Regions from separate parts of the Mus musculus genome. Here region 1 is linked to region 2. A link is a loop called in an ENCODE intact Hi-C map of the cell type or tissue named here. Cell type or tissue: gastrocnemius. All regions are shown on one strand.

Region 1 (8,000 bases), 350 kb after region 2:
TTCATCCTGAATGGTTTTCCCTCCAAAAGCCAAGGAATATCATGTACCTGTACAGAAGCCAGATCTCCTGTGTGTCTTTCTCCATCCCTACACACTTGGCTATGGACCCTTCCAAACTTCTTCAAGTATAAGGAGTGCCTCACGGTCCCAGATCAGGAGAAGTAATATTGTGACTTTAAAAACAAAATAACACTACAGTCTTAAGATCTGGAGGCCAAACTGTCTCCCACATGTGCCTGCTCTCTTTTTCTTCTGTCTACCTGCCTCCTCTCTTTCTCCCCATTTGTCCCCAGCCCTAAACCTAAGATCATCAACTTATAAAAGGAAAAGCCTACAGGTTTGGGGGTGGGGCTCTGTCCATGATGGGCAGGTCAGCACACTATAATGGGGCACAGGCAGTAGAACCCAGTCAGTCACCTCCTCACCAGGAAACAAATGAGGGGCCATCATCTTTTGATCTCTCTCAAGGACACATCCCCAAAGGTCCGAAAGCCTCTGCTGCACCCATTCCTAAACATCCACTACCTCCCTATAGTAATGCCCTGGAGACTATGACTTTAATACCTGGGTCTTTGTGAGCCACTCGAAAATCCACACTGCTGTATAAGTGGGATGAGAAGAGTGCCTTTGAGCACCACTGGCTTCCGTCACCCTCCTAGTGGCTGCTGGATTCAGCAACTCAGACATGTGGTTCCCCTTTAGTGATTTGGATTGAAGAAAGAGGCCCAGAGGCCTAGTGATGAGAACATCTATTTTTTTTTTTATGAATTGAAAAATAAAATGACAGTAAGCAGCTAGCAGATCCCAGTTCACAATGAAATGAATATCAATGTCTATGGTGGTATTGACCTTGAAGATTTTTTTTTCTCTCAAATATAAAATGAGAACTCTTGTGGTGCATTATGATAGACGTTCTGAATCTCTTCACTCTACAAAGCCGAAACTCTCCCTTTATGAACCTGTGCATCTCTAGTGTACAGCGCTGAGTTTAAAATAAACATTCTAAAGTGCAGGTGAAGACAAGCGATGCCCGAGCTTAGCTGCATTCTTCCCCGTCAGCGTAGATCACTACGCAGCTTTCCCCGTTCTATGGAGGTGGGACAGGCCTCAAAGTCCCATTGAGAAGAAGGGCTCTTCATTTATTTCTTCTAAGCTGTAAGGAAGGCAGTGATGACAGCCTGGCATAAGTGCCATGTCCCCATTCCCGTGTGCTTGATCTCACTGTGAGTTTGGGTTTCCTAGACTCAGGGCTCGCTCCGTGTAAATCCTTGGTTCCATTCTCTCCAGCGACAAATCACCCGAGGGTAATGTAATATGAAAACCATTAGCAGTAGCTCCCTTGAGTCACCTTAAATCCTCTGGTGAGAAGCATCTCTCAAACCTCTGTGGGCTCGGTGTCAGCAGTGTTCACGCAAGAGCCGGCGAGGCAAGAAGGCACAGACGCCAGATTCAGAACCGAGAAGCATCAAGTTCATTCAAATCCTATCTCTCTCTCTCTCTCTCTCTCTCTCTCTCTCTCTCCCTCCCTCCCTCTCTCTCTCTCTCTCTCCCTCCCTCCCCCCCCTCTCTCTCTCTCTGTATGTTTGTGTGTTTGTGTGTATGTGTGTGCACATATGTGTGTGTGTGGGGGGGGGGTCATTAAGGTACAGGCTGCTGGGCCAAATCCAAGAGTCTCTGATTTAGGTTTGAATCCTGAGAACTCTTTCTTCTACCCCCTGGATGCTGCTACTGGTGAACCAGCTGACCTGCAGCCTACATGTTGAAAAGCACTGTGACAGAGAAGCTGGGAGCCCTAAGAAGGCTGGAACACTCCTCTGACATATCAAAGAGTTTCCAGCTAAGATTACATACATTACGTTTGTATCTACCGATAGAGGGATATGTGACCACACCACCAGATCCCCTTTTCTCTGCAGTTGTGAATGAGCAAAGCCAATAGAGTTCACATCAGTTCAAAAATCAATGACAGGAGTGAAAAGGATAATCTAACTAAAACCTAAATAAATAACAGTAGAAAACTCTTAAACATTTTCCTTGGCATGAATTTGGTTATTGATCTTAGAACGCCTTCTAAGGTTGGGAAGGCAATGTAGGGTTTTGTATTATTTTAGCAGGAGACCAGAAGAGGAGGGTAATAACGGTTTCTGAATGGGATTTGATTCTGGGTAACTCTAAATGTTATTTTTTGCCTACAATGCATGAATACCTGTCTGTGAATTTTTTTTTCCTGCCCTGGTTTGGTGAAGAGAAAACACAAAGCAAATTTCAAGCCTGGAAAGGGGGCACTTGTGAGAGTTTGGAGCCCAGGCAACCATTGGCTGACAGTGCAGCTCGAATATCACCCCTGTGGCCGAGGAAGGGGCTCAGGCCACAGGATGAAAAGCCAGAATCTGACGTCTTCCATGGCAACATCTATCTGCCCTGCATTCTTGCTCTGATTCTATCTTAAAGGTGCTTTTAAACTCTCAGGGAACTTTCATGTTTCACTAGTTTATCATAAGTGTCTATCTTAAGCCAATATTATGATTTTAAGCATGGCCTAGGCAGATACGTGTCACCTTCCAAAGAGATTTCTAACACCAGGTAAGCTTTCTGCTGAAGCCAAAGTGAGGAGAATCGGAAGCCGAATGACATTCAGGCTCGCCCGCCTTCCAAGACTCTTTTTCACTTCTTTTTAATGACCATTATTAATCATTTCAGAACTATATAGTCTCCTGGCATTTTTACTATTACAGACTTAGAGGGAGAGAAAGGGGAGGGAGGGTGGGAGGGAGAGAGAAAGAGAGAGAGAACAATTTTGATGTCGTGAAATGCCTTTTTTGTGTAGAGTAGTATCATTTTCGGATCACAGAGCAAACACAAGCCTAACCTCTCCCTGGGCCAAATGGGGTTTAATTAAAAAAAAAATCTGTTGAAGGGAAGTTAGAGGGGAGGGAGTTGGGTGTGATGGATGCTTGTTAAGAAATGAGCATTTGCTTTTCTAAACATTAAGCTAAACTGGAACTGGCTGGCGGAGGGACAGAGTGACAAGCCACTTGGGAAGCTCCCCATATTGTCTTCATCCCTTTGTGCAGGAGAAGACGTTTCCTCTGTGTTCTCAGCTCTTCCCATCCCACGTAGACCTTACAGAAGAGAATCGCAGGTCACACTAGGTTGCTTGGCTCATAGACACTCACAGGGCTGCCAAAACAACATCGTGACTGATATCCTTCCCAACAACCTGGAAGACAGGGCTCTTAGGGTCTTCTATCCTGTCACTTGACAGTTATGTGATCTTCAGGCAAAGCCTCGGTTGTTATCATTAGCAAATGGGTTTAGCCATCCCTGCTTCACTCGGCTGCTACAGTGCTAAGTCAGAGAATATATACAAGGCTCAACCAAGGACCTGATCCTGAGACCTCAAGGATGCTTTTCCACAGCTGGTCCAGTTGACTCAGTAGCCACAGGTTTCAGGGAATATAAAAATACCAGACAGCAGCATCCAAGGCTATTACTGATCTGGCTGAGGTTTCTACTGCTTCTCCTTTCCCAGTCCACGTTCAGGGTGAGAACCCAAAGCTCTACTAGAAACCTGGCTTGTGAAAAGAATGGTATGCGACCAAGCTAGGGGACTAGGAAAACAACAAAGCCAAGGTCACATGTCTTATCGTTACAGCAAATCTTAATTTAGGAGGGGTGTCTAATATTTTCATCAGGTCCTAAAATTATACACAAAGACTAGAATGGTTTGTGATCTGGACTAAGGCTTTGACTTTTTTTATGCAAAAACCTTTCTGTTTTGACAGAAACTGCTTAGATGGTCTCTGCCATTCACCACTTAATCTCCCTGTTCACTGAAGACTAAATATCTTCTCTCTAACTTTGCTGCCTTCTATGCCTGGGAACAGCAGCTGGAAAGACACATTGAGCAGGTAACAGCTCACCTCATTGCAATAACAACAGCAATGGACGACTACAATGGTGAGTCCAGTAAGGAATGTGGTTTGGATTTAGGCAAACCTCACAGAAAATTCCACTAACAACCTAAATCAACAGAATGGTCACATGACATCCGATGACTTCAAGCAACATCAATGACCCGTTCTACCAAACACTTGGGTCATGCAGACCAGGCAAGACTGTGGTATACCCCTGACAATGGTCCCGTCCTTCCTTCATCACATCTCCACAACTTCAATTGTTGATGCATGGACTAACTTGGGAGGGGGGCGCTCAGGTACATCGCATAACTCTGAAGGGCAAGCTGGCACATTGGAGATTACTAGAAAGAATGATGGTAAGGAGTTTTGGGGCCACCCTCCTACCGTTTGTCCTGAAGAGCATAGTACAGTATACCTGCTTTTAGCCTGGCATTGACATTTTAGAAGGACACCCTATTAAACACATGCAATTGGTGGCAAGTTTCCTCGAATGGTGTCCCTCGAATTTAGTATCTCTTTCCAGAGATGAAAACAGAATTCACCTCAACAGCCTGCTCAAGGCACCAGGAATAAGGATACTACTTTGCAGCATGGGAACAGCACACCCACTTTGATGGGGTGTGAAGCACTTGGAACCATGGAGAATAGTAGAGGGTTCAGGACTAACAGAGCGAATGCCGGCTCAAGGAAGACACCTTCTGTGGCTAACCCCTCTGGGGGAGGACTGAGATTCAATACATTCAGGAAAAGCCCTCATTGCAGAGAAATGCTGGTGAACTGCAATTGCTCTATCTCCTTTGTGCAGTTCTTCCAGGACCCCTTGAGCATTATTAATTGAACCCACCTAGCTTTAGCCTCTTTGTGTAGGAATTCCTCTGAACATTCTACTTTCACTACCTAGTGGGCTCTGAAAAGTAGAATCCAGCCTCTCCCTGGGAGGTTAAACTGTGGCTACTTCTTCATCTGCACCCCTTCGGGGTGGGATGAGGTGGCAGAAGGGCCCAGCTTCAGGCAGCCCTGCTGTGCCTTAAACCACTGGGCACCCATCCCTCTGCAGGTTACGCTGGGCTCACTCCTTTGCAAGCGCGGCTGCTGCCACCATCAGGCTGACTTGGGGACTGCAATCTTCTTCGTATGTCTGATTCCCCAAACATTTTTGCTAACTCCCATCTCAGCAGTTGACTCTCTTAAAGGCTCAGCACCCTGTGTGAGAAAATGGCTTCAGAAGCAAGCTTCCCAAAGAGCTGAAGTTCAACTTAAACATGGAGTGAACCCTAACATTTATAACCAAGGCATAGAAAAGTGCAAGTCTCACAATATAGGGAACAGAGCAACTGGGGGATTAAGTGGTGGTTTCTCCTTAGTCGTCAGGGCAGCTAGGCAACTAGGCAACTAGGCAGCAGAGGATGAAAGCCTTCTTGTACAGTACTTGGATGCATACTTAACTTTTTGTTCCCTGAATGCTTACTTACCCAGAGAGTCAACTAAGCCCCAGTGTGACTCCGAAGCTGTCATAGCTCCCAGCATTGCCAAGGGTGACAGGTGGACTGTCACACTGCACCAGAGTGAAGTCACCTGTGACATTTGCAGGTGACTGACAGAAATGGGCACTGACATGCATTGGAGAACAGAAGGGCACAAGGGTTCCTTGCTGAAGCCCAGGAAGTGAGTGGCTTGCCAGGGGATGTTTCTCTTGGCAGCATCCCTGGTGACTTGTGAGCATCCGAGGTCTTCCTTGGAGAAATACCTTTAAATAAACTTTAAGCATCCCTGGGACTCTAACTTGGGCACTTCAACATCTTTATGTGTGCTGACATCACAGGTTCTGGTTTTTTTTCCCTTTCCTTAACTCTTATATTTCATCTGATAGTTTTGAATTTATTCAGAGACTTCTAGGTAGCCAATTGAATGCTAGACACTGGCGTGATAAAAGGTAGGATATTTTAACCAACTGATTATGATAAGCTCCTTGATTTACAGATATCTAAAGGTGGAAGTAGAGGTGGAGAAGAGAACAAGGGAAGTACACAAATGACTTCTTGACTACATTTCAGCCTTGCCACTTCCCAGGCACTAGTGCTCTGGAAACTTTGAGCCTTTGGGGTAAAGACAAACTTCAGAAATGTGTCAGAGTCTGGGATCATAAAGAACTAGGACTACAAGGCTGGGTTACCGTCTGAAGGTCAACCCTGGCACTGAGCTCCTCGATCTTTCTAAGGAACAGCTAAAATCCCCTCTTTATGCTTGGACACATATGGATGATTACCACAAATATACAAACGTGCAAGAGATAAAGCTTAGTAGGAAAGCATTTTCATAGTGAGGCCCACCTACAGTTCTGAGAGGTGTGGTGGTGCTGGTGGTGTGTGTGTGTGTGCGGGGGGAGGGGGGAGGTGAGCGATGAGAACAAGGTTTTCCTTCCATCCCAGCATCTGATCTTCTAATGCATAGTTTATGTTTATGATCTGAAGCAGCCGGAAGCTACCAGCTCCTCCATGAAGCACCAACCCACACAAAACAAGACTGGGAAGAACTTTGATCAGACATCACCTTTCTAGGGGCTGACAGCATCCAACCTGCCTCCGTTGCTATTTCGATAAAATGGGGTGCTACTTGTGCACTGTATTTCTGAAGATTTGCATAGATGCTAATTATCCTAGCCATCATTATGCAAACAGAGGTATTGTTACTACTATTATCATCAACACGGCCAAAAGAATTTGCTAGGTACCAAAGAGATCTTGAATACATGATCTACCTCCTAGAAAACTATCCAAAACAACCCAATTGTTGCTAAGAGGTAGAGTCCTCAACCACTCTTCTGTCCTTTCTTACCAGCTGGCGTCCTGCATTCCTGATGACCTGAATTCATCTTTGAAAACACTCACAATAGAGTCCTGCTCAACAGGCCAGCCTCAGACAAGACAGTCAGAAATCGAAGGCTTTGAAAATGCCGCTGACTAGTTCTTGTAGGACATTTAGGGGCTTTGTCCCCCCCCCCCCCCACTGAGCTTCCTGCCAGCTACCATAGGTTCCTGGAGAGAATAGGCACAGAAGACATGGGTAAATCTGAGGACATATATTCTCTACTCCTGAATGGAAGGCTCCTTTGCATGGGAGACTTGTGAAACATTTCTGACATTTGAATAGAGCCCTCTAAGGTGCTACCTCGGCTCCCCTGATGCCTACAGTTTACTTTTTCTTGAGAACAAGAAAGACATTGCCAGCAGAATGCCCCAGGGAAGCTTCTCTTCTTCCTCCCTTCTGACTTATTGTTCCTCCTCATTGCTGTGTTTGCTCTGTCCCTGTATCCTTCAGGGGTCTTCAGAAAGAGTTAACTCCCATCCCTCATATCCTCCAACCACCCATAGTTCAGGTGTCCCCAGCATTCCATGCCTCTGGTGCTTTGAGCTCTCCTCAGCACCTCTTATCTGCCTTCCCTTGGGTGGGCAGACCAACAGTTAACTAGGTTCCCCATTGCTATTTTATTGTCCACTTTCCCATATCTGAACATACCAGCCATAAAGAAAGATGATCTGGAAAGAGGAAAGTGTACTTCCACTCAATTCTACAAGTTTTCAGCCTCAGGGAAGTACAGAGACTACCAAGAATAACAAGTGAATCCCCACAGCTCTGATATGGAGAGGACGACAGACCCCAAACTACTAACCATCTTTTAAGATACTGACTTCATCCTGTCAATCCATCCTTAAAACATGTATCATGTTATTCACAGCCATGAGCCAGCCAGCTTTGCCTTCCCCAAGGCTCCTCTCTCCTTTCAAACACATCCATTCTAGGCTCTGCTGCTAAGTATGCCATATTCTCTTCAGTCCTCCTGCCTGTGCACACTCCCAGGTACAGCCCGGACTACTTGCTTCATGCTTTACCCAGAGCACACCTATACATCTTTTAAGAGCAAGCACGCATGGCATCTCTTCTGGACACCCTTTTATGATGCCCTGGGCTGTCTCTGCTGTTTGTAGAGCATCATTCTATAGCCTTCGTGGAAGTGTTGCCTCTCTGTCCAGAAATATGGCCTCACCTATTTCCACAGCAGTCTCTGACACCACACCTACC
Region 2 (8,000 bases):
CCTCTAACATTTATATACCCTCTGAAAAGTTTGCAGAATTCCAAACATCACACAATTGCAGAAACTATATGCAACTGGCAAAATCATGTCCCTGCTAGCGCATAAGGCAAATCATAGTTACCTACTGTGGACAGTTGGAAGCAGCCCCATTGTCCTACAGCTGGGATCAAAATGAAACCATATTTCTGTGTTTTTCAAAGAAACCAAAATTCTTACTACAATCACCTCTCAATAGTATTCATAAGGGACCAAGCTCCCATATATGATACCTTGGGGTATAAACTCAAACAACATAGAGCTGGTGATATTTCAACTCTGTGACAGAGTTATGTGTATGCAAACAGGATACCTACTGGTGGAAGTCATTGGTTAGGTTACGAAGCAGCAGTTATTCTGGTTGCTACTTTATTTGTCCATTTACGGAATATTTGATAAATGTCTATTATGTATTAGGCACTACTCCTGGACTGGTAAGTCAGACCATAGCTTGGCTCTCCTGGATCTTGATCTCTAGTGGGAGAAATAAGTAGTAGAAAATATAACAACAAATAAACTGAGTTAAAGGTACTAGAGAGAAGGAGACAGTGGTAAAGCATGCGTGGCCATAGGGAGTGCTTTAAACTAAAGGGTCAGGGAAGATCCTCGTAGAGAGCTATCAGATGAGCCGAGTCCTGTAGAATAAGAAGGACAGATGTTCCAAAGCTCTGGCAGTGGGGAGGAATTGATGCAGAATAAAGAGGATCTGTCCAAGCTTTGAGAGGAGACCTGAGTTTGGCATAGTAGTCGGACAGCAGAAGCATCAACTAGGAAAGGGTGGAAGAGAGGTAGGAGAGGAACATGGGGAGGGAGGCAGGAGCCAGATGGAAGAGAGCCCACCTCCCATTGTGAGGAGAGAGGGAGGGGGTTGCATTTGTTCCTAAGTGGCAGGGTGCCATCAGATGGGCTTTAGTGAGGAAATGACATAATATGATTAAAATCTTTAACGTGACGCTGTGTAGAGGTTGGATTGCGGGAGGCAATTTAAAGTATTGGCCAGAGTGTTCTGTCTCCTATTTGTCTCTGTCTCTCCAGATTGATCAAATCTAGTTCTTGTAATGACCTCTGCACCAAAAGCCAAGCCAAACCATGCCAAGATAAACCACAGAAACTTATTTCTGTGACATTCCCATGGAATTCTTTCTCAAGAGCGATTGGTGTTTCATCGGGCCCTTGGATATCTAGCTCACCATCTTAATTGCCTGATCTAGTTTGTCCCATTCTTAGTAAAATGTAGCACCTACCATTAAATGCTTTTGAGACAGGCTGGCTTTGTACTCCTTATAATGTCCAGGTGGACTAAAACCTATGAGCCTCCTGTCTAAGCCTCATGTTGAGAATACATGAGCGAGCTCCAAGTACAGATTTTAAACATAGTTTTGATCAACTCAGGATTCCGAAGGACTGTTAATTCCAAGTTTGCTCATTAATGAAGAAGACTAGACTAAGTCATTATAGACCAGATGCTCTTAACATGGGGCCTCTGGGTTCATCGACATACCTCATCCTCTTTCATTAATGTCTTCAGTAAACCCTTCTCCTTGTGGATTATTGGAACAGAAAGTTAAATCAAGAGGCTTTTAAGCAGAAACTACAAATGCATCCCACTCTGGTCCCCCATTCATTCTCTTCTCGCTGCTGCAAATGCCTTTACAGATACCTTTATCACTTCGTCACGTCTCATACTTCACTTAAGATTCCTTCTTTAGTTTCTTATAAATCATTCAAACCCAAAGACAACAACCTCTGTTTTCTTCTTAGATCAGGAACTGATAAGGGATGCTGCCCAGCTTGGAGGGAGAGACCGTATTGAGAGATGGCTGGAAAGCGGGCGTGGGTGGGGTAGGGGGATGTTTTTGCTTTTCCTTTCCTTTTTGGACTGATGGTTTCTGGAACTGAACTATGCCACTGACTTGCAAACTTCCTATGAGTAGGGACAGAACCTGGTAAAGACCTTGAACATAGCTAATGCAAAGGGCAAAGTCATCTGAAAAAGAATTATTATTCATTTCCCATTGCAGTTAATTTTGGCACCTTCATCAGGGTTTAAATTCTAGTACCATATCATATCAAAGGGAAAAAGTATTTGATGTACGTGTTAATTACTGCTAAGATGTAGCTACTTAAATCAAGAGTTTAATCTTCATTTGACTATTCAGAACAGCTCTGAGTAGGGGGGGTGCAGAGAGCCCCTTTTGATTTGGGTTATTTAAATAGGTGATGAGAACTTCAAGCAAAATGGCTTCCTATGTTCTAAACTGGCATTTGGATGTCTTGCAATTAGTATCCAGCAGAAGGGAAAACAGCTAAGAAAATCGAGTTCCTCTAGGAATTCCCATGTCTCTTTGCCTTTTCTCTGAAGTTGGAAGAAAGTTCTGAAAAACAGTTTCATGTGTTCAAAGGCTTGAGACTTTTGTGATAGACTAATAGTAAATGATATCTTAAAAGCATGCCAGAGGCTTAAAAATTAGATCTATGAAGAAAACAATACACGATTATTTAAAAGCACAAATTGTCAAAATGATGCTACTCTGAGATAGAGTCTTCGTGGGAAACATCTTGGATGAATCCCTAATGTGCCTGTTTTATACCATGAAAGTCTAAAACTCATCGAAATGCCATGTTATTTGCTTAGTGATTAAATCACAGACATTTGTTACAGCTTTACAAGAACATTGTTTTCTTGGATTTCCAAAGCTTTATTGCCTCAGATATAACACTTTGCTCCTAATAATCCCTATTGATTTTATTATATTACCCTATGGTTTTAGATATGTTTCACTGCCACACTCTAGCCTTAATGTGCTTTACAAAATGAGATATGCTATCATGGTTCTCAAGCCTTCTGTAGATAATGATCTTGCTCAGGATGGGTGGAAAAATGTTCATTCCTAGAGTCTGGGGTGTGTGAAAGGGGAGGTTGTCTCTGATCTTGGGCACTATCTGGACATTGCTCTATCCCAGGGTGTTCGAGGTGTTGTCAGATTGGGAGGACCACTATGAGTTGCATCTTTGAGGAGCCTCAAGAGATTTCATCTATCTCTTTGTTTTGCTTCCCTTTTGAGAGGCCTGTGGCTCGTACAACGTACTTGGTTTATGGCAATTATCCATATGCTGAACTGGCTTGTGGAGAACCCGGTGTTTTCAGAGAAAGTCATGGAACCTCTGGGTAAGGTTTAAAATGTCTTTTCAAGATGCTTTCTAAATGTTGTTTAAAATGGTGATTTATTTGATCTCAGGTTGACTTGACACCCCCATTCTTTAGATAAAGGTTTTGGGTCTGCAGAACAGAGGGTCACCATGCAGGAGTTGGGAAAGGAGTCTGGCTGGTGAGTATAGGAAGGACAGCCCCTGAGAGTCCTCCTGGCTGTTACTGAGGGACACAGGGAACCATGTGTCTCATACTAACCAGCTCTCAGTGTGGCTAACTCTTCATTATACTTTACAGGAGACTAGATTCTTGATATCTGGGGGCTCAGATTCTACTAGAGTTAAGTACAGCAGCTTTTTCTGAGTCCTGATTCCACTTCTCACTGTCTTAACTGTCTGTGCCTAGTGCTTCATCAGCAACAATTGCATAAATGCCCACAGTAGATCTCATAGGTAGGTATCAAGTCTCACCATATAGTCTGGAGTTGGCTTTGACCTCTCTCTGTCTCTAGCGTCAGACTCCCAACTGCTTATATTACATACCCTGCTAAGAGATATACTAATATTAACTCTTTCATTTATTTAAAAATGTTTATTTTTATCACTTTAAATTATGTGTATGTACGTGTGTTTCTGTGTGGTTATGTGCTCATGAATACAGGTGCCTGTAGAGGCCAGGGGCACCAGACCCTCCTAGAGCTGGGGTTTCAGAAAATTATGAGCTACCTGATGCGCATGCTAGGGACCCTCTGGAAGAGTGGTACATTTCCTTAACCATTGAGCATCTTTCCTGCCCCTTAGCTCCCTGCCTGCCCAGCAGGCATGGACAGGTTAACTATCACTCCTAAGGCCAGAGTGCTACTTAGAGATGGTCCCACAAAAAACTAACCATCACAACACTTAGCTTCCAAGGCTTTAAACTAACTACTATACTTATACTATACTTATACTATATACTTATAACTTACAAAGAATCACCCACTATTTAGGTTCGGAAAACAGAAATAGGCAGTCATTTGTCTACGGTGACAAAACCCAAACTCTTCGTTTTTCAAATACACCCACACAGTGGAAGATCTATGAACATGTCATGGGGAGGGAAGCTGAAGACAGAAGCAGACTGCTCCATGAGCAAACTTGCCCCTCCTTGCAGTGTCTGACACAGCCCCTAGGGGTCAGTGTTTAAATCAGCATGCTGCCTCAGTATGGATTGTTTGAAGGCATGCAGGGACCCTCTTCCCTGTACGTGCTGCATTTCACTCTAATTTCAAATTCATAGGGAGGAAGGGATGATGTCGTATTCTAGCTGAGGTTGAGACAAACCTGGGACTTTGTGATCACCAAAGTTCCTGTGTGGTCTTGATGGAGAGGGAAACCAATACGAAGGAGCAAATGAGACCACATGAAGCTGATGGGTTGTAAGGAAGGAGAGGGGTGCCTGTGCCCAGGGTCTGTGCATAGGCTTTCAAGTCAGCACTTAAAATTAAACATCATAAAGGGAAAGTCACCGTGGAACATCAAGTTGGAAAACAGACACATACATGGAGATCTGTATCCTCAGCAGACTACAGAAAAAAGTCCCCCCTCCCTCTGCTATTAAACACATCGAGCCTGTCCTGCTCAGCTCCGAAGGTGCTGCCGGTAGAAGTCTTAGGACATTGAAGAACTCACAGTGAGTGGTTCTCTGCATGTGAGTGCTAACTGGCCAGAATGAAAGACACAGGCAAAATGGAGTGTCTGAGGAGTGAGGCTCTCCTGGCCTGCCATGTTGCTTCCTACCTGGAGCCAAGAGGGTCCCTCCTCACTGATGATGATGATGATGTGGATTTAGTGCTTTGAGATCCCTGGAGGACAAGTCAGGACACAAATGAGGACAGTGCCTTTTGGATCCAAATCAATAGGAATAAAGAAGGAGGAAGATGACAGGGAGAACAGGGGGTGCCAGAGAGAGAGGTGAAGTTTGTGTGTCCCCAGATCATCTCTTTTCTCCTTAAACAGATTATTTTTTTCTTCTCTGATTTCTGCATGGGAGAAAAACAAAACCTGAGATCTTTCTTAGAACACGAAGCATGAATCACTCCCGCCAGACAGAAGAAGAAAGTGCCATCAGGTGTTTAAAATGCAATTATGTTTGGAAAGGCTAAGACTTAGATGTTTATTTTCAGCAGACAAACAAGTACATGTCTGTACAGTGTGGAAACTCTCTCTCCTTTCCATTCAGGTGGCCCCAGAGTAGTCAGGGACACCCTCCTGGGTAGGTCACCTGACAGATTAGGCTCACCAAGCCCAGGCTACACGTTGTGTAATTCAGCATTAAGTATGCTATTGATTCACTGAAGTGCTGCCATGGATGTTAATGGAGACAAATATTGTGGCTGTGAGTTTTCAAAGGGCTGAGTAATTCCCAGACATCAATAACATCTGTTATGATGTAATGCAGGGCAACCTCAAGATGCTTGACTTGGGGCCAATCATGGGACAGGGCCTCTGGGAGGAAAAGGAGCTAAGATATTGCTAAGTCTGGGGACTTCAGACTGTGCCCTGTTGTAGGAATAAGAAAAGTTCCTTCCCTTGCTGTCCACAGCTGCAATAACAACATAGCAGGACCACCATGATTCCACCCAATCCTGCTACCACTTAACTGGACATATGTGATCACAGAGATTGCATTCAGAGAGGGCAGGGGACTTGTGTAAGGTCAATCATCCAGGTAGCTACAGACTAGGCTTAAAAGTAGGGTCTTGGGATTTCATACAGGTCTATTCTTGATACTTGCCAGTACGATTTCTGAAATCCACTTGAATATATGGCCAGGAGCAAGTGATATTTCCTTCTAAAAAGCTTCACTGAGACACTCAGGGTCAGTAATTGGAAGGAATCAATTACTCTCAAACAAATCCCCATTTCAGTCAAATTCTGCAGGCTGCCCAATCTTTCCTACACTCAGGTTCATTCTCTGCACTGCTTCTCACATTATCTGAAAGATGAATCTGATCGTGTCACTCTCTAGAATGAAGACCTCCATCAGCCTCTCCATCTCTCCTCAGAATAAACATGCTCCCGGTACATCCTCACTCCCAGGCTGCACAGTCTCCTATCCTGTCCCTGTTCTTCCCAGCATGCTGAACATTGCTGTTGTTCCAGACCTGTTTAACCTCCTAACCCTGCAAATAAGCAATTCCCCATGATTGGACCACCTCCTCCCTCTTTGCTGCTCAGGAAACACCTACCCATCGCACTAGCCCCCAAGAACCACGGCAGATAAAAAAGAGTTTTTCTGTAGAGTTCCAGAACACTGTCCATCTGTTGTTAATCATAGGGGTTGCCAAAGACATGACGTTTCTTTGCTTACCTATTTTTGTTTTCAAATTTGAACTTCAGTGCTCAAGATTTGTCTTTACTTTGACTTCAGGACATAGAGGAATAGATCTCTAATTGACTGATAATCTTTCACCCAGTTGGTTAGGTTTCATAATGCTGGAAGGTGCTATTCAGGCTGCTGGAAGAGCAGACATTAATAGTTTTATCCAGCACTCGACATTCCATGCTACAGTTCTGACATATCAGCCAAGATGTGCCCCACTACTGTAATAGTGGCATGACTGTTATGGGGTTACTGGATGCTTTTTGATTGGATCTGAAGTCTGCTCAACAGGAGGGAATTTTATGCTTCTACAACGTGGGGGTCCTAAGTCCTAAGTCAGAACCTGTATTTTGTTAAATGATAAAGTTATGAAATTGCCTTCTAAATATTTCTATTTATACCTACAGACATGGGCTGCTCTCAATCTTAATTGGAGACACCTGTTTGTTTATTTGTTTATTTGTTTATTTATCTTAACAGTGAGTATAGGTCAATGGAGAGAATAAGGGGCTAAGCGCTCAGTCCTAAGTGGGATACTTTATTAGCTTCAATAACCCCCAGAAAGGCTCAGGGAACACGGAGGAAGAGCCTGAATTTAAGAGCCCAAGGACGGGAAGGAGTGCTGTGAAAGGCTTTCATCTGGGCATGAATGGCATGAGCATTGTGACCGTGTCTACACACACCAGTTGAGGCTACCCGCACAAGTGTTACTCAAGATCAAGCCAATAGCTGTGTATATATGGGGGAGATGATCTCTAGGACCTACCCCTTATAGAGGAGCTCCTGGCTGCTAAGTCAGGAAAAAAAAAATCATTCTTTAGGGTATGGCCACTAGCAAGCTTTCCATACCCCAGCAGATGACCACACACTCATACACACAAGGGTAAGACCAACTGAACTTAGTCAGTCACTCAAAAAGAAGACATGACATTAGAATAAACATGTGTTGAAGAAGATACAGGCAGAGTTGGAAGGTAGAAAGGGCAGTATATGTGTTAATATTTCACTGTGTACATGTCTGAAATTCTCAAAGAACATCTGTGCTCTTGGCACATGTAGGACGGGATGCTGTAGACGATTCTTTGCTGTTTAGATAAATGGGTTTGGAATCAGAAGCCCGTTAAGATGAGAGTTTATATCAGGGCTTAGGGTAAGCACACTGGCCCTGTGAAATACAGGTTTTTATAGAATTGGGTCTTGAGACCCTCCAGGGATTGAGAACTGAGGTCAGAAAAACAAGCCTTCTCTTAGCCACGTTAGGTAACTTGGAAGGGGTCTACAAGGTTGGGTGATCCCTTGCCACCATGCTCCTTGAAATTAGTGTCCTCAAGCTTATGTGCATCAGATACCATCCTGAGGACTATAATCCTGACATTCTAACGGATGAAGTTGCACACAGATTCAGCAGACATTAGAGTGATGAGCAACAGTAACAGACCAGTGTTCAGTA

The links. Peaks named below come from ENCODE experiments on the same cell type or tissue, not always from the same donor. Only the 100,000 strongest peaks of a DNase experiment are listed, where the experiment ranks them.
Region 1: it touches region 2 in a loop (2.7-fold over the local background); 12 of 42 quality-filtered maps call a loop at or near these places.

What each region holds. Positions count from the first base shown.
Region 1 is chr9:34,495,849-34,503,848 of GRCm38, reverse strand. The region is part of intron 1 of Kirrel3 (kirre like nephrin family adhesion molecule 3); the gene reads right to left. Among named protein-coding and RNA genes, the nearest start is that of Kirrel3, 11 kb to the right of the region's middle. In gastrocnemius, a CTCF peak has its summit at 5,022 (motif pointing left); DNase peaks (open chromatin) are centred at 3,139, 5,017 and 5,515.
Region 2 is chr9:34,844,227-34,852,226 of GRCm38, reverse strand. All of the region lies in intron 1 of Kirrel3 (kirre like nephrin family adhesion molecule 3), which reads right to left. Gm33561 (a long non-coding RNA gene) reads left to right here. Exons shown (of 4, transcript XR_001779121.2): 1 at 1-3,205. Among named protein-coding and RNA genes, the nearest start is that of Gm33561, 7.0 kb to the left of the region's middle. In gastrocnemius, a CTCF peak has its summit at 4,345; DNase peaks (open chromatin) are centred at 878 and 4,355.